2 separate regions of the Homo sapiens genome follow, and region 2 is linked to region 1. A link is a contact called in ENCODE Hi-C or POLR2A ChIA-PET data. All regions are on one chromosome and are shown on one strand. The core of a region is the stretch at or near the end of the contact, and the rest is flanking DNA. Distances in the headings are between cores, read along the strand shown. Region 1 holds the start of STIL (STIL centriolar assembly protein). Region 2 holds the start of ORC1 (origin recognition complex subunit 1).

The links. Hi-C counts contacts between places; a loop is a spot of excess contacts on that map. ChIA-PET counts read pairs that join two places held with the same protein, here RNA polymerase II (POLR2A). Pooled maps may share reads with other maps.
Region 2: a loop to region 1 is called in a map with no recorded cell type, with 11 times the contacts of the local background. The contact joins the promoter of ORC1 here to the promoter of STIL in region 1. A Hi-C loop is called at or near these places in 1 of 37 single-sample maps with no recorded cell type and 3 of 50 pooled maps. POLR2A ChIA-PET finds 5 or more read pairs at or near these places in 1 of 52 experiments (WTC11).

Annotation. Positions count from the first base shown.
Region 1 is chr1:47,312,814-47,317,263 of GRCh38, forward strand. It overlaps STIL (STIL centriolar assembly protein), which reads right to left and starts at 1,334. Exons shown (of 17, transcript NM_001048166.1): 1 at 1,223-1,334. RefSeq lists an enhancer at 1,344-2,073 and a silencer at 1,391-1,440.
Region 2 is chr1:52,402,943-52,407,343 of GRCh38, forward strand. It overlaps ORC1 (origin recognition complex subunit 1), which reads right to left and starts at 1,481. Exons shown (of 17, transcript NM_004153.4): 1 at 1,304-1,481. PRPF38A (pre-mRNA processing factor 38A) reads left to right here and starts at 1,660. Exons shown (of 10, transcript NM_032864.4): 1 at 1,660-1,937; 2 at 2,738-2,897. The coding sequence starts at 1,808. RefSeq lists an enhancer at 980-2,179.

The DNA of each region.
Region 1 (4,450 bases), core at 84-2,583:
ACACCTAGCAAAACATATTCTCAGGTAAAGTCATTATCGTGTACAATAGAAACGTTCAAATCATCCTCACCCCTTCTTCCATATAAATTATCTTTCCATACCCACCACCTTAGTTGCTAACTTCATCAACTCACCAGACTTATGGAAAAGTCCCCATAATGCTGCTAGAAGAGTGTTTCCATATAAATCTGATCAAATTATTCTCCTGCTTTAAAAGTCAATGGCTCATGTCAGGGGCGGTGGCTCACGCTTGTAATCCCAGCATTTTGGGAGGCCGAGGCGGGTGGATCACCTGAAGTCAGGATTTCCAGACCAGCCCGACCAACATGGTGAAACCCCGTCTCTACTAAAAATACAAAAATCAGCCGAGCGTGGTGGCGTTTGCCTGTAATCCCAGCTACTAGGGAGGCTGAGGCAGGAGAATCGCTTGAACCCGGGGGACGGAGGTTGCAGTGAGCCGAGATCACTCCACTTCACTCCAGCCTGGGCCAAAGAGTGAAACTGCGTCTCAAAAATAAACATAAAAATAAATTTTTTTTAAAAAGCCGATGGCTCTTCTTTACATACAGAATAAAGGATCTTCACAATCCAGCCCCACTCTATTATTCCAACCTTAACCCCCCCATCCACTCATCCTACATTCCAGTCAAACTGAACTACTTGCAGTGCCCCGGTTTCAATATCTGCACAGGATGCCTCCCTTAACTTGGAATGCCCTAGTAAACCCCCGCCATCCCTCACAATCCAACTCGAATGTCACTTCCTCTGTGAAACCTTCTCCCAGACACCGTGGCGATGGTACTATACTGTCTGTACTCACACGCATAGCATTCTCGCACTTTGCTGTTTACACTTTACTTCCAGTAGTCCATGAACTTCAAACATTAACTGATCCCTTACTACGTAGCAGAGTGTGAGCCAGAAATTGTGAGGAATGCAAGAGCGAGCATTCAAGGTTTCAGTCCTCAAGAAATTCCCACCGTAAAAACAACTTTAAATGGCACGTTATCGACTGCAAACCTCTTTCACATACCTTAGCTCAGATGATACCCAAGGATTTCATGGACTGCTTAATTTCTCCCACTAGCTCCCCTTCTCGTCATCTGCTCCAGGCTCCTGGAGGGCGGAACCCACTACAGGGCTTTGAATGTTACCCACCAACCTTCCCAGGGCCCCGCTGCCGCCTCTCAAGGGGAAACCAGGAGCACAAAGCTCCACTTACCGCAACTTCCGCGGAGCTGAGGTCTGTTTGCAGGGTAGGAGCGGGAGCCGGCTCCAAGGAGCGCCACCGCCGACTCCGGCCCCGCCTCTGGGACGTTGGGGTCGCGGGAACTGAGGCGGCAAACACAAGCTCGCGAAACTGAAGGCCGCGCCACGCCTGCTGACTGGTCAGAAACCTCGCCAGTCAGGGAGCGGGGGTGGTGCTAGAGAGCCGCGCACGGTCGCCGTTACGTATTGGTGTGCCGACCAATCAGCGCCCCGCACTGGTTCCGCGCTCGACCAATCCCAAGTCTTCTTGGAGAACTGCGGGCGCCACCGGCGCTCCAGGATCAAGGATCCGAGGATTTAAACCTTTCATTTCGTCAACGGTTAAGTTCCGGGGCGGGGTAGGCTTTCCGCAAGCGCAATGGAAAGCCCAGCTAGGTAGACGGAGGAGCGAGTGGCAGATGAAGCCGGAAGTGCTCTATAAGATGATCATTGGTCGGCGACTGGAAGCGGACACCCGAAGAACAGTTTCCAAACTCTTTACCTGAAAGCACAAAAGACAAGAAAGTTAGAGTTATTCCAGTTTCTTACTTTTTAATTTTTATTCTAAAATGTACATTTTTAATTTTTCCTTTTTGTGATCACTTATCCTCAACTTCTAGATTTCTTCCAGTTTCTTTCCTAGGAAGCCATCTGTTTTAGTGACATAATTTTTTTTTTTTTTGAGGTGGAATCTCACTCCGTCGCCCAAGCTGGAGTGCGATGACGCGATATCGGCTCACCGCAACCTCGCCTCCCGAGTTCAAGCGATTCTCCTGTCTCAGCTTCCCAATTAGCTGGTATTACAGGCGTCCACCACCCACCACCACGCCCGGCTAATTTTTTTTTTTTTTGAAACGGAGTCTCGCTCTGTCGCCCAGGCTGGAGTGCAGTGGCGCGATCTCGGCTCACTGCAAGCTCCGCCTCCTGGGTTCATGCCAGTCTCCTGCCTCAGCCTCCCGAGTAGCTGGAACTACAGGCGCCCACCACGCCCGGCTAATTTTTTGTATTTTTAGTAGAGACGGGGTTTCACCGTGTTAGCCAGGATGGTCTCGATCTCCTGACCTCGTGATCCGTCCACCTCGGCCTCCCAAAGTGCTGGGATTACAGGCGTGAGCCACTGCGCCCGGCCTAATTTTTGTATTTTTTAGTAGAGACGGGGTTTCACCACGTTGGCTAGGCTGGTCTCGAACTCTTGACCTCAGGTGATCTACCCGCCTCGGCCTCCCAAAGTGCTGGGATTACAGGCGTGAGCCACCACTCTGGGCCAAAATTTGTATTTATTAATTGATTGATTGATTGATTGATTGAGACAGGGTCTTGCTCTGTCGCCCAGGCTGGAGTGCTGTGACGCTATCTCGGCTCACTGCAACTCACTGCACACTGCCTTCCAGGTTCAAGCAATTCTCCTGCCTCAGCCTCCGGAGTAGCTGGGGTTACAGACAAGCACCACCACGGCCGGCTAGTTTTTGTATTTTTAGTAGAGACCAGGTTTCACCATGTTGGGCACTGGGCTGATCTGGAACTCCTGACCTCAAGTGATCTGCCCACCTCGGCCTCCGAAACTGCTGGGATTACAGAAGTGAGCCACCGCCCCCAGCAAAGTAACATAAAAATTTTAAATTCCTGTTGAGTAGAAGAAAAGAATGTGACTTAAATTTATAAACCATATATGCCTATCTCTACAACTAGCATTGATATTATATATAGTATTGATATTTTATGTATTTATATACAGTCAGCCCTCTATCAGTGGGTTCCATATTCACAGATTCAGCCAACCGCAAATGGAAATATTCGGAGGGGAAAAAAACAAAATAACAACAATAAAAATAATACAAATCCAGTCTGGGCAACATGGCAAAACCCCATCTCTACAAAAAATACAAAAAAATTGCCAGGCATGGTGTCATGTGCCTGTAGTCCTACTACTTGGGAGGCTGAGGTGGGAGGACGGCTTGAGCCGGGGAGGCAGAGGTTGCAGTGAACTGAGATTGTGCCATTGCACTCCAGACTGGGTGACAGATCAAGACCCTGCCTCAAAAATAATAATACAAATAAGACACACATGTTGGGTGCGGTAGCTCCTGCCTGTAATCCCAACACTTTGCAAGGCCGAGATGGGAGGATCGCTTGAGGCCAAGAGTTCAAGACCAGCCTGGGCAATATAGCAGCACCCTGTCTCTACAGAAAATTTAAGAATTAGTGGGGTGTGGTAGTACAGGCCTGTAGCCCTAGCTACTGGGAAGGCTTAGGTGGGAGGATTGCTTGAGCCCAGGAGTTTGAGGCTGCAGTGAGCTATGATTGTACCACTGCACTCCAGCCTGGATGACAGAGCAAGACCCTATCTCTCAAATAATTTAATTTAAAACTATAACCAATTTGACCGGGTATGGTGGCTCATGACTGTAATCCCAGCACTTTGGGAGGCCGAGGCGGGTGGATCACCTGAGGTCAGGAATTCAAGACCAGCCTGACCAACATGGAGAAACCCCGTCTCTACTAAAAATACAAAATTAGCCAGGTGTGGTGGCACATGCCTGTAATCCCAGCTACTAGGGAGACTGAGGCAGGAGAATCGCTTGAACCCGGGAGGTGTAGGTTGCGGTGAGCCCCGAGATCACGCTATTGCACTCCAACATGGGTGACAAGAGTGAAACTCCATCTCAAAAAAAAAAACAAAAACCTATAACTACTTTTTACATAGCATGTACACTGTATTAGGTATTATACAATGTGTTAGGTATTATACAATTAGTTATTATGAGTAGTCTAGAGATGATTTTTTTTTTTTTGAGACAGGGTCTCACTCTGTCACCACAGACTCAACTTCTGGCTGAAGTGATCCTCCACTTCAGCCTCCCTAGAAACTGAGACTACAGGCATATGCCACCATCCCCAATTAATTTTTGTTTTAAGATGATTTAAAGTATAAGGATGACTGTACATTGGTTATATGCAAATACTATGCCATTTTATATAAAAGACTTGAGTATCTGTGGGCCAAATTTGGTATCCCTGGGGTTCCTGGAACCAATCCCCCATGGATACAGAGGGAAGACTGTTTATATGGTATTAATATTCCTTTGATAATTTGTAATTATTTCCACAGCTAATGTGGTAATAGTGCTTTCTCCACCAGTATCTGATATTATTCTCCTAAAAGCCAAAGTAGAGAAGTGTTATCCCTATTTAACAAGAGATG
Region 2 (4,401 bases), core at 231-2,730, 5.1 Mb after region 1:
AACTTATCCTATCTTATACAGGATGGCACAGCCTTAACTCAAACCCGGAAAAGCCAGACTGCAATTACTGTGCTCTTAACTACTTCACCTTACAACACACTGTGTGAAACTGGATAATGTTAATATGTAACTGAGAGCTTGCTTTTGGTGTACTTATTACAATAAATCAGGCTTCCCAGCCACTGACTGAACATTGTGGATTGGGCCTCAATTTGCTTACCCACAAAATGGAGAAAATAGAATCTTCCGTTTATTCAACCAATATTTATTAAGTACCCATCGTGTGCCAGGCACTATTTTAGGATAATGGAAGATTAAGTGAAAAAATGCAAAATGGTAAATCCACTTTCCCACTACCTTAATCCCTTGCATTTATTTGTAAGGTACAGTGGTTTTATTTATTAAGTATCATTTGATGAATACTATGGAACTAACATAATTCAAGCAAAATTTTGCATTCAATTTCGGCAGATTCACAAACCTCCTAAAGTCCACATATTGCCCTCCATTAAAGTTAAAAACTGTTGCAAAGGGACTTAAACCATTCTGTCATATTGGAAACTCCTTTGGCATTTCCAGCCCACCTAACACAGCAGAGACGAGGGTACTATTATTCATGTGTTACAGACAACTAGAATCGTATATAATCATTGCAGTTTCACAAATAGATCAGGATAAGAATGCCTTTTCCAACTGTCACAGCAGAAGACTCTTCAATTCCGGGGTTAGAAAAGAGAAGTAGGAAGGGGGCCACCAGACTTCTCTTCTGAAAAGAAGGTGAATGACAGACAGCCCAGCAGTTAGGAGCTCATCTGAAAAAAAGATCTGGGTAGGAGCCCAGACTGCTTAGTCACGAAAAGCGACCTAAGACACGTCCCTCCCTGGGCGCAATTTACGTCCGTAAAATGGGGTAATAACCTCTGCTCCGCCTTCCCTGTAGTGGTTCCTACACTATAGCTCAAAGAACGAAACAAGTAGAGTGCTTTACAAATGCAGATGGAGGGAAAGTCATCACTGAGCATCAGGGTGCGGAGGGCAGGAATGCTCCTGCTTCTAGGCTGTTGGCTTCCGCCTTCCCCCCTGCAAACTCAGTTCCCTGCAGCGCGGGAAGCCTTTTAGGAATCGGAGTGTGGAACAGAGGAACGCTCTTAACAGTTCAGAACAGTGCCTGGCACTGAACAGGCGCTTGGTACATGTCAGCTAAAAGAATCAATGACTGAGTCTACAGAGAACGTCCTCAGTTTCAGAGGTTCCGATGCGCCCTCCCCCGAGTCCCTCGCAGCCCGCTGGACGCCACACTCACCCGGCTCCAAAGCTTCCTCCGGCTAGCCGCAAGCCCTCCGTTTCCTACCGCCTCCACTTCGAGAGCTCCGGGGGATGCGGCACCTCTAACCTGCACCAGCAGGGCTCCTTCTACAACTACGGGCCGAAAGCCAGGACCAAAGCGTGTGTCTCACTAGAAATGAAAAGAAGGTGGAAGGAGAAAAGAAAACTTCGCGCCAATCGGCGTGGCCCCGCCCCCAGACCGTCCCTTCGTTGCGACACCAACTAGCTCGCCCCGCCCACTCCGTACACCTAAGAGGGGCGCATGACGTACATCCGCTAACATGCAGCCGCCATCATTGATTCGATAGGCGACGCGGGGAGCGGAAGCCCTTTACACTACGGTGTTTCCGGCTTCAAGATGGTCGCCTAAGCTGTTTAGTGAAACTTCTTCCACCTTTCTCCATTCCTCTAGGTGCTTTTTCTGAACCTGGATGTGAGGCATTAAAGGATCCGACGGAAATAGAATTGAAGGCATTCTAAAATGGCTAACCGTACAGTGAAGGATGCGCACAGCATCCATGGCACCAACCCTCAATATCTGGTGGAGAAGATCATTCGAACGCGAATCTATGAGTCCAAGTACTGGAAAGAGGAGTGCTTTGGACTTACAGGTAAGTGGAAGCGCGCGGAGCGCCTCTCAGCCCCCTTGTGGCCCATTTCTCCTGACCGAGCGCGGGTAGGACTAGCGACTGGCCTCTGGGGGTGGTACTGGAACGGAGTATGTCGATCATTCAGAAAAATTTTGAGTGCCTGCTAAGTGCCTCGTCTTGTGTTGAGTATTAGAGGCACAGATGAATCTGGTAAGGTCATATTCTGAAGGCTGTCTCAGTTGGGTGTTGTGAGTTATTCCGTATTTAATGATAGCAGGCTGGGTTGCAACAGTGTTAAGCTCAGGGATCCGGATATAACACTTTGACACAATCTGTTGAAGGTCTTTAAGGACCTAACGTTAATATGCCTGAAACCAAATTCATGATCTTACTATTCTTAGATCTGGGCCGGTTCCAGTATTTATAAATATCAGTGCTTCAGAGAAGTCTTCCAGGTAATCTTCCGATTTGAATTGTGGCTTTAAATCCATGTCCTGTGACAATCTGTGGACCTTGAGCAAGTCACTTTACCTTTCTTAGCCCTCATTTTCCTTACCTGGAAATAAGAACATTGCTAGAACTTTCTTCATGACTTGTTAAAAAAGGTTAAGTGAGATAATATGAAAAGCTTAGCAGGGTACCTATTTTATTATCCATTCTCAATGTATATTAGCTGTTGTCGTTACTGTTATTAATACACATTCGTTCTCCTAATATTACACTGTTGATGTATATTTAGGAGAACCAAAGCTTGAACTAACTCCACTCCAACTAGGAAGAGCTTAGCCCTAATATGTTACTGTATTGTTTTTGTTTTTTAGCTGAACTTGTAGTCGATAAAGCCATGGAGTTAAGGTTTGTGGGTGGCGTCTATGGTGGCAACATAAAACCAACACCCTTTCTGTGTTTAACCTTGAAGATGCTTCAAATTCAACCCGAGAAGGATATCATTGTAGAGTTTATCAAAAATGAAGATTTCAAGTGAGTGCAATGTTCACTAGCTAATATAAGAGGTTTAATTTTGGCGGTTTAGAATTGGGCTTTGGTTAAGAGGGGTGTACACAATGTATCTCATTTCTAGAGAGTTCCACTCCAGATTTTTGCTTTTGAGCCCTTGAGTTTGTATTTTTTGTTTGTTTTTTGTTTTGGAAACAGAGTCTCTCTGTGTTGCCCAGGCTGGAGTGCAGTGGTGCGATCTCGGCCCACTGCAACCCCCATTTCCTGGGTTCAAGTGATTCTCCTGTCTCAGCCTCCCGAGTAGCTGGGATTACAGGCATGTGCCATCACGCCTGGCTAATTTTTGTATTTTTAGTAGAGATGGGGTTTCACCATGTTGGCCAGGCTGGTCTCGAACTCCAGACTTCAGGTAATCCCCTCCCCCCCCGGGCCTCCCAGAGTGCTGGGATTACAGGCATGAGCCACCACACCCTGCCAAGTTTGTATTTTATCTGTTCTGATTGTATTAATCTTCTACTTTACTTTCTCAGTTTTGGTAATTTTTCCCTGAAAAAGGATTTCACAGATTCACTAAATACATATTAAGCAAAAGTGAGTGCCTGATATGTTGGTAGGCACTGGACGCTCAGGGGTGAAAATCAAACAACAAAAGGTGGTGGTTAAGAGGTGTAAGATCTGGGTTCACATCCAGATTCTGTTGCCCATTAACTATGACATTGGAGAGGTTACTTAATTTTCTAAACTTTGCTTATCTGTAAAATGGTGACTATAATATAAGAGTGAAAGAACGTAATGCATGCAGATCTCTGAACACAGCACTTGCTGCATGGTAAACACCTAGAAAATGTCAGCTTATTACCGTATTACCGATTCTCGAGGAAATCACAAACAAGTATAGGAGACAGACATAATAGCTTCTTATGTGCCATGCTGTAAGGGCTTTGCATATAATAATTCATTTCACTTTCACAACAACCTTCTAAACTTTTAATCCCTATTCTACAGGAGAGGAAACTGAGGCACAGAGATTAATTAATTTTGCCCAAGTTCAAACAGCTAGTAAGTGGCAAATCTGGCTTCAGAGTTCATATTCTTTGCTACAGTATTCTGCTTCTCGTACAAAGAAACTATGACTTTCAAAAGCCTCCTAGTTACCCAAGAGGAAATTTAAGTAGTTAGATATAGGAAAAAGGGAAGAGGAACAACTCTTTTTTTTGTTTGAGACAGAGTCTCGCTCTGTTGCCCAGGCTGGAGTGCAGTGGCGCAGTCTCGGCTCACTGCAAGCTCGGCCTCCTGGGTTCATGCCATTCTCCTGCCTCAGCCTCCCAAGTAGCTGGGACTACAGGCGCCCACCACTACACCCGGCTAATTTTTTGTATTTTTACTAGAGACGGCATTTCACCGCGTTAGCCAGGATGGTCCCGATCTCCTGACCCGGTGACCCACCTGCCTCGCCTCCCAAAGTGCTGGGATTAGAGGCGTGAGCCACCGCCCCTGGCTGGAACGACTCTAATAAAGCATTAACAGC